2 separate regions of the Homo sapiens genome follow, and region 2 is linked to region 1. A link is an interaction called in ENCODE POLR2A ChIA-PET data of the cell type or tissue named here. Cell type or tissue: MCF 10A. All regions are shown on one strand. Each heading gives the region's core, and the rest is flanking DNA. Links, peaks and the distances in the headings are about the cores only.

Region 1 (2,909 bases), core at 262-2,761:
GCAGGCACCCCACCACCATGCCCAGCTAATTTTTGTATTTTTAGTAGAGACGAGGTTTTGCCATGTTGGCCAGGCTAGTCTCGAACTCGACCTCAGGTGATTCGCCCACCTCGGCCTCCCGAAGTGCTGGGATTACAGGCGTGAGCCACAGCACCTGGCCTAATTTATTTTTAATTTTAATTTTTAAATTTTTCTCAGACTTTAGTGAGCATAAGAATGGGCAGAGATTTTTAGAGTCACACAGAATAGTATTCCGGTTCTGGCTCTAAGAGCTTTTCAGGGGGCTTGGGCACCCATACCCTCATCTGTAAACTGCAGAGACCCCCTCGCAGGCTGCATGAGTATTGAGCCCAGTGCTGAAATGCCCAGCACAGGGCTGGCCCCTCCCTGCCCAGTGTTCCTCCTGCCAGCTTCATGGGTCTCCCCAGCCTGCCATTTCCCCCTCATTGTGTGTGTTGGTGGTGGGGGGTGGCGGGGTGCAGATGAAGGCAGATCCTCTTCCCCAGAATGAGGAGAGCAGGGGGCTCACAGCCTGCTGCACTGGCCCACCTCCACAGCCCTGTCCCCACTGGCCGCCTCTCTGTACTTGCCTCTGCCAACTCTCTGGGTCTTTGGCCTTTCTTTCCAAGATGCAGAACGTTTGTAAAACGAAGGGGTTGGACCAGAAGAACTCAGAAGTCCATTTTGAGAAGGGGAAGCTAAAGTTCAGATGCCTTAAAGTTCTGTGTCTTTTCTAGGAGGTCCAAACTCCCAGCATATCTGACTGGGCTGCCCCCAGGGGACTGGGACATCTGCTTTTGTGTCACCTGGCTCCATCATTTCTCCCTCCTCTCTTTTCTTTCTCTTACATGACTGAAGTTGTTTGAGCTCTTAAACAATTTGCCGTGCATTGTATAGGCATTTTACATAATCCATCTGAATTTTTTTTTTTTTTTTAAGATGGAGTTTTGCTCTTGTTGCCCAAGCTGGAGTGCAATGGCATGATCTCGGCTCACTGCAACCTCTGCCTCCTGGGTTCAAGCAATTATCCTGCCTTAGCCTCCTGCAGCTGGGATTACAGGTGCCTGCCACCATGCCCGGCAAATTTTTGTATTTTTAGTAGAGATGGGGTTTCACCATGTTGGTCAGGCTGGTCTTGAACTCCTGACCTCAGGTGATCCAGCCACCTCGGCCTCCCAAAGTGCTGGGATTACAGACATGAGCTGCTGTGCCCGGCCCCGATTGAATCCTTAAAACAACCTTGTGAAGTAAATACTATTCTTTTTTATCCCATTTTATAGATGAGGAAACTGAGGTTCAGAGAGGGTCAGGTCACTCATCCACTGCTAATTAGAGGCAGAGCCAGCAGGCTGCTTGCTCTCTCAATGCCATTTTCCAGATGGCGGGGGTCCCATTCTGGCTTGAATTCATGGGGCTCAATATGGCAGTGCCTGTGCTCACCTCTTCTTTCCAGTTTTTTCCAAATGGTCTCTGACTCAGTCCCTGGATACGCTCGCCTAGCAGGATCTCCTGGGCTGCTGGGTGTGTCCCGTAGACCCTGGCCGACCTACGGATGAAATGAGTAGTCAGACAGGTATGCAGTGTAACAGCAGCTAGATGACTACCTGGCTCTAGTGGCCAGAGAGCAGCCCCGAGAAGCTGGGGCTGCTTGCTTTTATTCCGTGCAGGCACAATGCCGGAAACCTGGAGCCAACACAACCTGTAGGTAATTAACATTTATTCTTCCCCTTTCAGGGAACTTCATGTGCAGATAATCAAAGGTCAGTTTCTGGTCAACATAAGTAAACAAGCCTGTTTAAGATAAATTCCCCCACACTCCCTTGTACCTACTCCTTGCCCTCTGCCTCAGGGTTATGGAACAGCTGCCTTCAGCTGTTCTCTCCTGGAGCTTTGCAGAGCCCTCTGACCTTTCAGAAGGCCTGCTCCTTTTCCCTGTAGTTTCTCCCACCACTCTGACTGATCTCCTACACTGGGCAATCAGGGAAGAGGGCTGGGATGTTAGTCCAGTTTCGGACATACCTCATGTGTTGCGTCCCCTTCCCCAAGCTCCTTCTTCTGCTTTCTCTTTAGATCTTCAAGAGCTAGAAGGTTCCCTAAGAGACCACCCGAAACAAGCCTCTCCATCCACGTATTCATTGAATGAATACACCTCCAGTCCTCCTACTTACCAGGCAGTGTTAGGTCCTGAGGATACAGCGATGGACAAGGCAGACAAGGTCTCTGCCCTTGTTTACATCCTGGGGGGAGAAGACAGACTATAAAAGAGATTAGGATGAGTGCTGTGAGGATGAAAAGGGTGATATAACAGACAATGACTGTGGGCAGGTGCAGTGTGTTCCTGGCAAAGGGAACTGCTAGTGCCAAGGCCTGATGGCAGGAACTAGCAGGTGTGAGGAAGGAGCCTAAGTGAGGCCCTCTTGGCTGGATGAGGTGGGCAAGGGGACCCCATACAAGGAGGTGCTCAGGGTCCAGCTGTGTAGCCTGGGGCCAGGGCGAGGGTTTGGTTATAGTCTGCATGATGCAGTTTTGAAGGGCTTTAAGGGGGGAGTGATGTGATCAGATTACATGTGTAAAGAATTCTTCAGCCACCAGGAGGAGAATGGACGGTAAGGAGAGCCGGAGTGCACAAGGGAGAGAGATGAGAGTGGCTTGGACAGTGAGGTGGAGGGTCATGGTTAGATTCAGGATCTAGGTCATGGTGAAGATAACAGGAGCTGTTGGACTGGATGTGGGCATGCAGTGAGGGCTGACTCTTGGGCTTTTCCCTTGGGGAGCTGAGTGAAGGGGGGTGCCATCTACTCAAACAAGCCTGGAGAAGGAGTAGGTGTGGGGGGATGGATGGAGGGGAACAATGGTTTCATTTGGCCATCATGGCAGACCTTGCTGGCTGCTCTCCCAGGACTGAGTCT
Region 2 (2,909 bases), core at 104-2,603, 56 kb after region 1:
AAACTAGTATGTGTTTAGCATGTTTCTTTAAGGATAATGTCTAGGAATGTATATTTGACCAGGATCACCATTTAGTAAAAAACCACATTAAATAAAAAACAAAAGCAAAACTGATGTGCCGTATGTTAAACAAACCTACAAATGAAAACTCAGCTGGTAAAGTAGGCTATGGTCTGATCGTATGCGATGTTTGACTTTATTAGGTAGGTGATGGGAAGTATCCATGTATTTGAGTAGGGAATATAAGATCTGATGTTTTAGAGTTTATTCATGATAGACTGGCAAGATTGAAAACAGGAAGATTGGCTACAAAGTTATGTGAAGAGTCTTAAGACTCCTGCACTAGGTAGTAATAGTAGCTGATACTGATTTCAGAAAAAGCCAACTGAATCCTGCTTAGGGCAGTTTTTCTGCAGAATAATATTTGTTCATTCCTGTTTTATTAGGAAAGACAAATGGCAGTGACCAGAAGAGTGTTTCATCTCATACAGAAAGTCAGATCAACAAAGAGTCCAAGAAAAATGCGACCCAGCTAGACCATTTGATCCCAGGCTTAGCACACGATTGCATGGCATCCCCTTTAGCCACTTCAACCACTGCAGACATCCAGGAAGCTGGACTCTCTCCTCAGTCCCTCCAGACTTCTGGCCACCACAGAATGAAAACCCCATTTTCAACTGAGCTATCTTTGCTCCAGCCTGATACTCCAGACTGTGCTGGAGATAGTCATACCCCACTGGCTTTTTCCTTCACCGAGGACTTGGAAAGTTCTTGTTTGCTAGACCGAAAGGAAGAAAAAGGGGATTCTGCCAGGAAATGGGAATGGCTTCATGAGTCTAAGAAGAACTATCAGAGTATGGAGAAACACACCAAACTACCTGGGGACAAATGCTGTCAGCCCTTAGGCAAGACTAAATTGGAAAGAAAGGTGTCTGCCAAAGAAAACAGGCAGGCCCCTGTCCTCCTTCAAACATACAGGGAATCCTGGAATGGAGAAAACATAGAATCAGTGAAACAAAGCCGTAGTCCAGTTTCTGTGTTTTCCTGGGACAATGAAAAGAATGACAAGGACTCCTGGAGTCAACTTTTCACTGAAGATTCTCAAGGCCAGCGGGTCATTGCCCACAACACTAGAGCTCCTTTTCAAGATGTAACCAATAACTGGAATTGGGACTTAGGGCCGTTTCCTAACAGTCCTTGGGCTCAGTGCCAGGAGGATGGGCCAACTCAAAATCTGAAGCCTGATTTGCTCTTTACCCAGGACTCTGAAGGTAATCAAGTTATCAGACACCAATTCTAAATGTTTGAAGCTTTGTTTCTAAAAGTACCTTGAAATGATAGAGATGTAGGAAAATATAGTTGTGGGTGGAGAGAGGAGTGAGTTTGTTTAGGTGGGAAGGTGGCATGGGATGAAGTTGTCATTACTGAGCATCTTCTCTGTGTAAATAAAGGGCAGTACCATTGTTAAGACAGTGGGATTGGCATCATGGCTTTCCCTCAGGAAGGTGGTGGCTGGTAAATTCCCTGAATGAGTCTATGATGAACACTGAGGCAGCACAGTGGGTATTTATCTCTATGAAAGTGCCTTTTACTCAGCCTGCACAGAGCCATCTCTTTGCCCTTCCAGATGTCTGACTGGGACCTTGCTTATGGATGTGTTTTTTTTTTTTTTTTTTTGAGATGGAGTCTCGCTCTGTTGCCAGGCTGGAGTGCAGTGGTGCGACCTCAGCTCACTGCACCCTCTGTCTCCCGGATTCAAGCGATTCTCCTGCCTCAGCCTCCCGAATAGCAGGGACTACAGGCATGCGCCACCACGCCCAGCTAATTTTTTTTGGATTTTTAGTAGAGACGAGGTTTCACCATATTAGCCAGGATGGTCTCCATCTCCTGACCTCCTGATCCGCCCACCTCAGCCTCCCAAAGTGCTGAGATTACAGGCATAAGCCACCGCGCCCAGCCAGATGTGTGAGCTTTTAATCTCTGGCTGATCTTAACCCACATCAGCCTAAGCTTGGGATGATTACTCTTGACCCTTTTTTTTCAGTGATTAGCAAATCTCCCCACAACCCAGGTGTGGAGAGAAGAGAGGTAGAATGGTGCTAGTTTCCTATTTTATTTTTGTGGTAACTGTACAGCACTTTAAAGTTATATACTCTATGTTTAAATATCTCCCTTAAAAAGCCTGAGCTGTACAACAATCTGGATGTGACTCTGTTACCCTTTTCCCACAAGATAGGAGGGAATCCCCTTTGTAAAACTATGAATCCAAATAAATGTTTACAAAGTGGCTCTTGTGATAATTGGTAATTAAACCATTACCAATTTTATTTTTGAAAAGGCAACACTGTAATAGTATATGCTGTCATTGCCCTGAGCCTGATCTGAACCAGAGTCTAGTTTGACCTGTCTTCTACCCAAGGCATTATTCCTTGTTGTTGATGTGGTATCTAAGAGGCTTAAACAACCTCTAAGGGACAAACTTGCAAGGTTATAAGAGAACTGCTTCTTTTTTTTTTTTTAACTTAAATTTTATTTTTTTGAGACACGGTCTCGCTCTCTTGCCCAGGCTGGAGTGTGGTGGCATGAACACGGTTCACTGCAGCCTGGACCTCCTGGGCGCAAGTGATTCTCCCACCTCAGCCTCCCGAGTAGCTGAACTATAGGCACATGCCACCATGCCCAGCTAATTATTTTTAAAATATTTTGTAGAGATGAGGTCTTGCTTTGTTGCCCAGGCTGATCTTGAACTCCCAAAGTGCTGTGATTAGAGGTGTGAGCCACTGTGCCTGGCCTAATTTAAATGTTAAATTCTACTTTTATCGTGTATGTCATCTCTCCAGTCATTTTCCTGGAAGACCTGCTTTTAAGAATGTATGGGGCTTAGTGCGGTGGCTCATGTCTGTAATCTC

What was found. Peaks named below come from ENCODE experiments on the same cell type or tissue, not always from the same donor. Only the 100,000 strongest peaks of a DNase experiment are listed, where the experiment ranks them.
Region 2: POLR2A ChIA-PET joins it to region 1 with 5 read pairs; 15 of 35 experiments call an interaction of 5 or more read pairs at or near these places.

What each region holds. Positions count from the first base shown.
Region 1 is chr1:25,889,359-25,892,267 of GRCh38, reverse strand. It overlaps a transcript of STMN1 not described here. Among named protein-coding and RNA genes, the nearest start is that of PAQR7, 15 kb to the right of the region's middle. RefSeq lists enhancers at 643-1,146, 1,147-1,650, 1,158-2,357 and a silencer at 1,676-1,970. In MCF 10A, for the core only: no CTCF peak of the experiment used is centred there; a DNase peak (open chromatin) is centred at 1,527.
Region 2 is chr1:25,833,384-25,836,292 of GRCh38, reverse strand. It overlaps AUNIP (aurora kinase A and ninein interacting protein), which reads left to right. Exons shown (of 3, transcript NM_024037.3): 3 at 447-2,287. The coding sequence ends at 1,300. Among named protein-coding and RNA genes, the nearest start is that of MTFR1L, 15 kb to the right of the region's middle. In MCF 10A, for the core only: no CTCF peak of the experiment used is centred there; no DNase peak of the experiment used is centred there.